Linked DNA regions of Homo sapiens: region 2 is linked to region 1. Evidence: chromatin loops called from intact Hi-C (ENCODE). Cell type or tissue: endothelial cell of umbilical vein. All regions are shown on one strand. Region 1 overlaps FGGY (FGGY carbohydrate kinase domain containing). Region 2 overlaps FGGY (FGGY carbohydrate kinase domain containing).

Region 1 (5,000 bases):
AATAGGTTAAATAAAAACATATTAAAATTAAATTCACCAGTTCACTTACACTTTTTTAAGTGGGTACTAGAAAATTTAAAATTACTTGTGTAAATCATATTATTTCTGTTGGACAGTGCTGCTGTAAACCTTTCATCTTAAAAATAAAATCCCTGGCTGGGCACAGTGGCTCACACCTGTAATCCCAGCACTTTGGGAGGTTTGGATCTGTGTCCCTGGCTAAATCTCATGTTGAATTGTAATCCCCAGTGAGGAGGGCCCTGGTGGGAGGTGATTGGATTTTGGGGGTGGAGCTCATGAATGGTTTAGCACCATCCCCCCATTGGTACCACATAGTGAGTTCTCAGGAGATCTGGTTGTTTAAAGGTGTGTAGTACCTCCCTCCACTTCCTCCCGCTCCAGCCATGTAAGACGTGCTTGCCTTCTGTCATGATTGTAAGTTTCCTGAGGTCTTCTCAGAAGCAGAGGCCACTATGCTTCCTGTATAGCCTGCAGAACCATGGGCCAATTAAACCTCTTTTCTTCATAAATTACCCAGTCTCAGGTATTTCTTTATAGCAGTGCGAGAACAAGCTAAAGCAGGAAGATTGCTTGAGGCCAGAAATTCAAGACCAACCTGGGTAACATAGTGAGACACTTTCTCTAATAATAATTTTTTAAAAATTGCCAGGCGGGCGAGGCGCGGTGGCTGACACACTTTGGGAGGCCGAGGCAGGTGGATCACAAGGTCAGGAGATCAAGACCGTCCTGGCTAACATGGTGAAACCCCATCTCTACTAAAAAAATACAAAAAAATTAGCCAGGCATCATGGCAGGCACCTGTAGTCCCAGCTACTTGGGAGGCTGAGGCAGGAGAATGGCTTGAACCCGGAAGGCAGAGCTTGCAGTGAGCCAAGATCGTAGCACTGCACTCCAGCCTGGGTGACAGAGTGAGACTCCATCTCAAAAAAAAAAAAAAAAAAAGCCAGTCACCGTGGTGCATACATGTAGTCCCAGCTGCTCAGGAGGCTGAGGCCAGAGAATCAGTTTAACCCAGAAGTTCGAGCTGCAGTGAGCTATGATCATGCCACTGCACTCCAGCCTCGGTGACAGAGCAAAACCCTGTCTCAAAAAGTAAAGTAAAATCCCTTCTTCTGCCTATCAGCTCCCCTAGCTGTTGCCTCTCATGGTCAAGGATGCTTTAAAAGGTATCTATCCTCACTACCATGATTTTTCTCACCACCACCCCTGCCTCCTTAACTAAGGCAGATCTTCCTTCCGCTACAGAAATTCCACCAAAATCATGCTGCCTCAGTCATTAGTGCTGACCCAAGGCATTGCTGAGCCCAAAGGGCTTTTCAACCCCTACTCAGCTTTAGCCTTGGCAACATTTTGCAAAGTGGAGCACTCCCTTCATTGAAACACGCTTCCACTGACAACATATTTTCTTGATTTCCCTCCCGCTGTTCTGAATGTTTCTGCACAAATTCCTTTTCTAGTTTTCCTTTCTCCTCTCCCCAATATTATATGGTAGTCTTATACAGGAATCTGTCCATCTCATCTACTTCTAAGGATTCATTTACTATTTATATGCCAGCAGGTTTACACCTATCTATATAACATCTTCACTTAAAGGGCTTACAGCCATCTCAATCTAAGCATATTAAAATCTGAACCCACCATCTCCACCTCTGCCTGAAAAATTGGCACTGTTCCCATACGTGGCACTATCAATAAATGGCACCACGTGTCCTTACTCACTCCTGGCAGAACCTCAAGGACATTCTGAGCCCACTCTGTCTTTCTGCTCCACATCAGTCTCTCATGGTGTCTTTCTAAATTACATTTCATGTCTCTTGAATTCTTCCACTTTGCTTTAATTCTACCATCACCATCCTTTTGTCTCACCTGGACTGCTCCAAAGAACTTTTGAATGGTTTCCTTGCCTCCACTTTTACCATTCTTTAGTTTATTCTCTACAAAACTACCAGAGTGATCTTTAACAAACATGAATAAGATCACTCTTGCTTAAAACTCTCCAGTGGCTTCTCCTTGACTTTGGCATAACTCAAAACCTTTTAACATGATTTACAGGACCATCCAAAATCTGACCCCTGCCTTCATCTATAGCTTCATCTCCTATATGCTTTCCCTTCATTTTATCCAGTCATCTTGGACTTCTTTAGGTCCTTTAAATGTATCATGTTGTCTTTACTTAAGGCCTTCAGATATGCATTTCCTTCAGTCTGGAACCTTCCTCATCAACTTTCTTTACCCAGCCAACTCCTTGTCAACCTTCAGCTAGTTCCATAAGTTTCCATAGTAGTTTTGTCTTCCTCTTCCTGTCTCCCATGATCACCGATGTTTCTCCAGCAGGCTTTAAACTTCATGAGGTCAGGGATCAGAGCTGTCTGGTTGCCTCCTCTATCCATATTGTGTAGCACAATGCCTTGCACACAATAAGTACTCAATAAGTATTTGGTTGCACAATAAAAATGACATTATCTGGCTCAAACTTCCCATTTTGAGAAAGAGGAAACTGGGATCCAAAGAAAGGAAGCAACTTATTCAAAACAACAGAGCCCAGGCTAAGATTAATACAGGGCTGGAGCCTCCTAATTTCCAGATCTTTTTTTTTTTTTTCCAGCACATCATGTGCCTATCTATAATATGGTAACCAGAAGGAAGCAGACTGGATTCCCTGTGTCTTGTAAAAGCCGGAGCAAGTTCTTATTTGTAAACACAGCTGACATAGTTGTTTTCTTTGTTTGTTTTAAGTAAAAGGACTGGAAGTACAACCCAAAAATAAACTTTGTGTTTCCAAACCAAGAAGCTTCTACAACTTTTATCCCCTGCAGCCTCCTTTCTGTCCATTGTTCATCTTCCTTCCCTTCATTAACCACAGGCATCAGCTGATATTCAATGTTGAATGGTCCCTGCATTCTGTGTTCTTTATCACTCCCCTGCCCAGGCAGCATGTCACATGCAGCAGCAGATTAGGAAGTGCTGTCTTTAAATAGTATCACTCAAGAGAACATTACAAGATCCTGTGTAGCGCTGGGGTGGAGATTGATGTAATAATTTTTAGAATAAAAATAACTCACATTTTTGAAACTATTAGTTTGTGACTGGCACTAATTTCAGTGGTTTGTATGCATTTTCTTTTTTAACTTTATGAGTAATTATTTCTATTACTTCTATTTTACAGATGAGTAAACTGAGGGACAAAGAGGTTAGTTAAGGCCCAAGCCATTCTGTTTTGTTTGAGACAGAGTCTCCCTCTGTCATCCAGGCTGGAGTGCAGTGGCACGATCTCGGCTCACTGCAACCTCCGCCTTCTGGATTCAAGCGATTCTCCTGCCTCAGCCTCCCAAGTAGCTGGGATTACAGGCACCTGCCACCACACCCAGCTAATTTGTGTATTTTCAGTAGAGACAGGGTTTCACCATGTTGGCCAGGCTGGTCTCGAACCCCTGACCTTAGATGATCCACCCGCCTCAGCCTTCCAAAGTGCTGGGATTACAGGCGTGAGCCACTGCGCCCGGCCCACCCAAGCCATTCTGTTAGCTAGTGAAAGAGTCAAAGTTCTAATCTAGCCAGTCTAGAGCCTGTGATCCTAACTGTCTGACATCGGACAATGAAGAATGTGTTGACCTGGCAGGAAATACCAAAAAGTACAACTGAGGGAGATCCTAAACTTGCTTTATACAGATATCCTGGATCCTACCCCTGATTCATTCATTAATTCATTAATCCATTTACTCATTCATTTAATTCTTTCAACATGTATTTATTACATTTTTGCATTATTTATATCAATTTTGGGGAATACAGAGAAAGTTAATGGCTTCTACCCTTTGACATCTCACAGTCCAGTGGGGAGACGTAAGAAAACAGACATTTATCCTACTGTGTGCTGAATGATAAGACAGAGGAAAATCAGTGAGCTTTGGGAACATGGAAGAGATTATAAACACATAATAAAGAGAGTTTAAAAGGGCACTACAGTGATTTGCTTTGGACCTGCATTCCACACCTGTCACTCTATCTGTCTGACCTCTGCTCTCTCTATGCTCCTGGCTTCTAGCCCTTCTCTTACTTTGGTACCATCCTTAGCCTCTCAACTCCTGGCTTCAGATTCGATGTCTTTGCTTGTCTTTTTCCTCTGGAAGTTGGTTTGGAATGGATTCTGGCTTGGCTAGAGGGTTTCTGTATCGTAAACAGTCTAAGGCCAGCTCCAAAGTCTAGGCCAGAATATCTAGGCCCCACTACCAAAATGGCTCTCGCTTAGAAGAATTGGAGATCCAAAAGCAGGGAACTTGAAAGAGCATGGAGGGATAGATGGATGGATAGATTCCTTGCCTCTTAGCTTCGATTATTCACCTGCCTAAACCCAGAGCAGTTGGCCTAGTGACTAACCAACATCCCTTGCAGCTCAATCATTATTCATTATGTTAATATTATCACACATTTTGATTCTTTGCTGTCGATTTGGTTGCTGATCTGCTGGCCAAAGGATCATCATGGGAAGGAATTACTATTGAAGCAGGCAGTGCAAATTTCAAAAGTGTTCAGACCCTGCGGCCTTTCATGATATTTCACTTTCTTGAGTTGCAGTCTCCCATTGGCCTGCTCCTTCCGAAGCAGATTTTGTCCCTTGTAGCCATAAGTGAAGCATATCCTGGCTAAATGTTTCTGTGGACTGAAGGTAGCTATTGAATTGGGCAGTTAAGAGAATATTGCAGATTCTTGTCGGTAAATGACACAAAAGATGATGGACTCTAAGCTAGCTATGGAAGAAATTAGAGCCAGACAGGGCACATGAATTGAAAGAAAATGAAGTGATGGAGATTCTGGAAGTTGCTTTAAAGTGGAGAAGGACATTTGCTAAGAATGATAGAGTACATGAGAGAATTGGACTGAAGGGCAATGGAATTCAGAAAGTGGCTGTTGGTATATTGTAATATTCATAAGTATAGCAGTCTCAAGGGGGGCTGTGGGAGTATTGAAGTGAAATGGAG
Region 2 (5,000 bases), 310 kb before region 1:
TCTGTAGTCTCTGTCTTCAATCAAAGCATTTGAGAGATGCTTTATTTTTCCCCTTTCCTCTGTACCTGTCACAGAAGGGGGCCTGTCTGAATAAGATGGCACATAATCTGCTGAGTGCAGCAACCCCTCTGTGCAGCCTTGAGGAAGAAGACAAGGCAGTCAAAGTACCTTCCATCATTTCCTGGAAAATGTGTCGGTAGCTTGGAGAGGCAGAGTGGGAGATGGAAGTAACACTGCATGAGGAGTTAGGTGGTCTATGTTCAGGGGCCAGGGTTGTCACTTACTAGATAGGGGACCTTTAGCCAGTCACTTAACTCCAATGGCCTTCTGCTTCATATCATCTCTTATGTAGGGTGGTGGGACTGGATTAAGGACAGCAGATAGATTAGCTGTCAGTCTTACTGATTGGAAGTTGCTGTCCAGAGTACAGTATGGGGGATGGCTGGGAAGCCCATCTCAGCTAAGTGAGAAAGAGCAGTCAACTATTGGTATTTGCCAAGTGTGTGACAGTGGCACATCTGCCTGCTATTATGAGACTTGATGGTCATTTCTGCCTCTGTGGTTTTATGATTCCAAGTGTCCTGCAAGTGATTCTAGAGGGATCATGAAACATTTTCTGGTCTTAATAATTACTCAGGGATCTATTAACAATGGTGAGGAACATACTCACAACCAGACTTTCATTGAGAGTTTACCATATGTATATTATATCACTTAACCCTCATCCTTACGGATAGGGAGGCTCAGGCTCATAGTGATTAAATGACTTGCCAAGGTCACTCAGCTAATAGGTGATGGAGCTGGAATTCAAACTCTGGTCTGTCTGCCTCCAGAACCGAAGCGCTGAACTGCCACCCTATACTACTTCCCAGTTGGAGAATACCTCAGTACAGTAATTAGATGCCAGTGTGTATGGCTTTGCCTATCAGTACACAGAAATCAGAAAGGTGATTGAGAGATTCATTAATGCCTCCTTGCCCAGTTCTTTTGAGCATATCTTATTTGAGAAAGGTGCACGTGACCTTGGGTCAGTTTGTCTAACTCTGTCAGTCTCAGTTATCTTATTTGAGAAATGGGGCTATAGCTTTTAAGTTAATAATCCAGATAAAACATCCTATAGTGCCCCAGATGTCAGTAGCACTCAGTACATGTTCATATTATGTTGCCCCAAGGTCACGTGGCTGGGAATTGAGCTGAGGACTGCCCACCTCCGAAGTCTATGATGGCACCTTTTGGTTTTGGTACAAGTGAGTCCTGAGTGGACCACATGGCAGCATTAGAGGTGCTTTTGAATACGAAAGGTGGCGTGAGGATCCCTCTCACTTATGTCTGTTCTGTTGTCCAGAACTTAGTGAAAATCCTGGTCCTTACCCGCTAGAGTGAAAAAGGAAGGAAACCTTACCATTCTTTCTGTGTACCTTTCTCTGGCTGGGGCTTTCTCTGGTCTAGGTGTGCTCAGCAAATATGACAAGTAGCAGGCCACTCATTTTGACCACGCCCATGTGGCAGACAGCTTTCTTCACTTTCACGCAAATGAAGTACAAGACAATCACATGTATGGCTGCACTGAATGTAAAAGATTAAAGAGAAGTGATATGCCAAATAGATGACTGGGAGTTGACGTTTAGCAAAGTAAATCTCTTGGTGGCCCTGGTAAAGTTAATTTCAATAATTCTGGTTTTTTTTTTCATCTTAGAAACTTAGAGGTTAAAAAATAATAAATATACATGAGGAGATTTAGAGTGTATGTGGAAACAGAGATCTTCGGAGGACAAGTGGGATATTTCTTTATAGAAAGAGTTTTCCCTCTTGATTTTTTTGCTTGGTAAGTTTCTTTCAAATCAACTCAATTCATTTGGTGCTATTGCTTTTCTTTTGTGAAAACGATTCTGGGGATTTGATCAAAACCGACATGAAAATACAACCCTCAAATGGTAAATATCAGGGAATCTGGAATTTGCATTTTCTAGGCTAAAGTAATTTACTGGCCAAGTTTGCTGTCTCCTCACTCCCCCAACACATGTACAACTCTTAAATCTCATTCCCCTTTAGGCTCCTTCTCTCTCAGTTTATTTCCAGCACACATGCATATGCATCCATGCATACACAGGTGTGCACATATGCATGTATACACACACACAGACACACGACACACACGTGACGCACATATTTTACTCTGTGCTAATAAATAGGCCAGTATTGGCTAGGCTGGGCCTCAGGACTGTCTGGTTTAAATCTAAGCTGCCTGGGAGATCTGGAGTAATAAGTGAGTGACAACAGGTGCAGATTTTGTTACACCCTTCTGAACTCAGCCCATAGTTCTTTCTTTGATTCTTTTCACCCAACACCCTTGCTTCAATTGTGTCCAATAAATTTTATAGCTGCATGATCCTGTTTCAGAGCTGAAGGGAGATTTTTCCCTCCACTTGGCTAAATGGTGCCTAAGTCAAAACACCACTTCCTGCCCCCTCCTCACACTTTAAGAAGTAATAAGGAATAAACCCCAGGCCATAAGCTGTTGCTGGGTCCTGTATCTTCAGTTTTGCATGTGAAGAGCTAATTTTCTGGTCCCATTTTAGAAAAGCCAAGAATTAACTTGCAGAGAATTAGCCATAATTGGGGAGAAAATAATTACTTGGCTTTTTCTGCCCTGTGATAACTGGAGCCACTGGCAAATCTTTCACAGCAGTGTCAACGCCTACTTCTGTTTAAAACAAAGTATTGCACCAGGGGCCTTGAAAGTCACATCTGAATGTTCTCTGTGGTACATTTTGGTCCAAACCACCCTGAATATTGGAGTTGGATTCATTTCATGTCTTTTTTGGTGTAAAATCCCGGTGCAGGGAGACATTTCATATTACACTGGAAGACATGAATGTCTTTTGCAGGTGTCAGGTATGCTCATGGGCCCTGCATGCATACTTAAGGTTGGGTCCAATTGGATTTTTTTAGGAGCAGTCTGTGGTCTAAGCTGAGAATTTTTTCTCATAAGGGCCCATTTTCCTCTAGCATTTTTCTGTTTTGAGACTTTGCCCAGCTGCCTCTATTCCCTAGTATGTAGACTTAATAAAAAATCTCTTGGTTCATAATAAACATGGAAAGGAGATGGTACACGTTTTCCATTTGCTAGTAGAGGTTTACCTGAATACAGTTGGTCATATATCTCAGTGTCGTCAGAGTACAACAAAATGTCATGCCTTCCCATGATTTCAGACACCACTCTTCAGTAATGACTTATCTGAATATCAGCCCTGTACCTCTCCTGAGCTCCAGCCTTAAGGGCACACTTTTCATTGGGTAGCCCTACCTGCTGACCCATAGACACCCTAGGCTCAACTCATTTTCCCTAAATAAATTTGCTTTTCTTTCTGTGTTTTCTATCATGGTAAAGGTGCTGTGATCCAATAACTCAAACAAGAAACCTTGATGGCATGCCTTCCATATCCATTACTGTTAGCTAAGTGGGGGACAATCTATATATTGCCTCAGATATCACTGGGATCCATTGCCCTCCTAACTAGGCTCCCTGGGTCCAGTCATCTTTGCCTTTCCTCCAACTTCTCCCCCATGTCACCTACCTCCTCTTTTCTCTACCCCCACCAAAACAGTACTTCATACATCCCTAGTATTGTCTTTAAATGTAAATCTGATATTATTTAACTATTTGAATTCTTTAGTAACATCCCACTGCTGGCAGGAAACAAGTCCTAACTTCCTAGTATAAGGAATATAAGGTCCAATGTGATCCAGCTGCTCCCTGACTCTCCAGTCTTACCTCCTGTCACACTACCATGGATCAAGCCCCATGGTTCCCTTTATTCTCTTTCAACTCTGTATTTTCGCATATGTGACTTTCTTCTGCTAGTAATGCCCTTTCTTAATTGGCCTGTACCTTTGACTCCTACACTTCTGTATTATTAGGCTATAGCACTAGATGTGGCTTAAATAAGTTAGATTATTTGTTTATCTGATAGTCCGGACGTAGATGCTTTCCATGAGATCATCCAGGAACCCAGGTAGCTTCTGCATTGGACTGTGCTTAACATGATGCCCCTTTCTGCATGATCCAAAGTGGCTTTCAACCACAGCTTCCTTCAAGGCAGCAAGATGGAGAATAGATGAAGAAGGAACACACCTTCTCCCTTTTGGTGCTGTGACTAATAAGAAATATATTTTTAGTTTCTGTTCCAGGTTTGTGACACAGAGCTCCTAAAAGCCTTGTAATTTCCAGAGTGATCAACATTCTAGGAGTATCTTTTGTTGTACTATTTAGACTTTGACTCTGGTTCCTAACAGAGCTTCTAAATCCCTTGGGGTTTCCTAAGCGATAGAGCATCTTTTGCTTTAATGAGGCGACTCTTGGGCTCCTGGATAACTTCAGAATGGGAGTTGGTCAGAATGGGACTTGGTCACTAGAAAGACCATGTGATGGATAGCAGCTCAGAATTTTCAGCCCTACTCCCCACATCCACCCAATCCACCAGGAGGGGAGAGAGGCTGGAGATTGAGTTAATAAGCAATCATGCCTGTGTGATGAATCATCCCTAAAAATCCCTGAAAGATGGGGTTTGGAGAGCTCCCGGGTTGGTGAACAAGTGGAGGTGCCTGGAGAGGGCATGAAAGCTCCCCACCCCTTCCCACATACCTTGCCCTATGTACCTCTTTGTCTGGCTGTTCATTTGTATTTGTATTCTTTATAATAAGCCAGTAAATTTAAGTAGAGTGTTTCCCTGAGTTTTGTGAGCCATTATAGCAAATTATCAAACCTGAAAAAAGGGGGTTATGGGAACCTCCAGTATGTAGCTGATCAGTCAGAAGTATGGAAGGCCTAGACTTTTGATTGGCATCTGAAATGGGAGCAGTCTTGGATTGAAGCCTTAACCTGTGTGATCTGCCCTTACTCCAGGTAGTTAGTTTAGAATTGAATTGTGGGACACCTGGTTGGTTTCTGAAGAGTTAGAGTATTGGTTAGTGTGGGAAAATCCCTCACACACGTGATG

What was found. Peaks named below come from ENCODE experiments on the same cell type or tissue, not always from the same donor. Only the 100,000 strongest peaks of a DNase experiment are listed, where the experiment ranks them.
Region 2: a loop joins it to region 1, with 15 times the contacts of the local background. A loop is called at or near these places in 1 of 110 quality-filtered maps.

Annotation. Positions count from the first base shown.
Region 1 is chr1:59,740,995-59,745,994 of GRCh38, forward strand. All of the region lies in intron 14 of FGGY (FGGY carbohydrate kinase domain containing), which reads left to right. Among named protein-coding and RNA genes, the nearest start is that of MIR4711, 10 kb to the left of the region's middle. In endothelial cell of umbilical vein, no CTCF peak of the experiment used is centred here; DNase peaks (open chromatin) are centred at 2,477 and 2,867; H3K27ac peaks cover 1,872 bases.
Region 2 is chr1:59,427,572-59,432,571 of GRCh38, forward strand. All of the region lies in intron 5 of FGGY (FGGY carbohydrate kinase domain containing), which reads left to right. Among named protein-coding and RNA genes, the nearest start is that of FGGY, 130 kb to the left of the region's middle. In endothelial cell of umbilical vein, no CTCF peak of the experiment used is centred here; no DNase peak of the experiment used is centred here.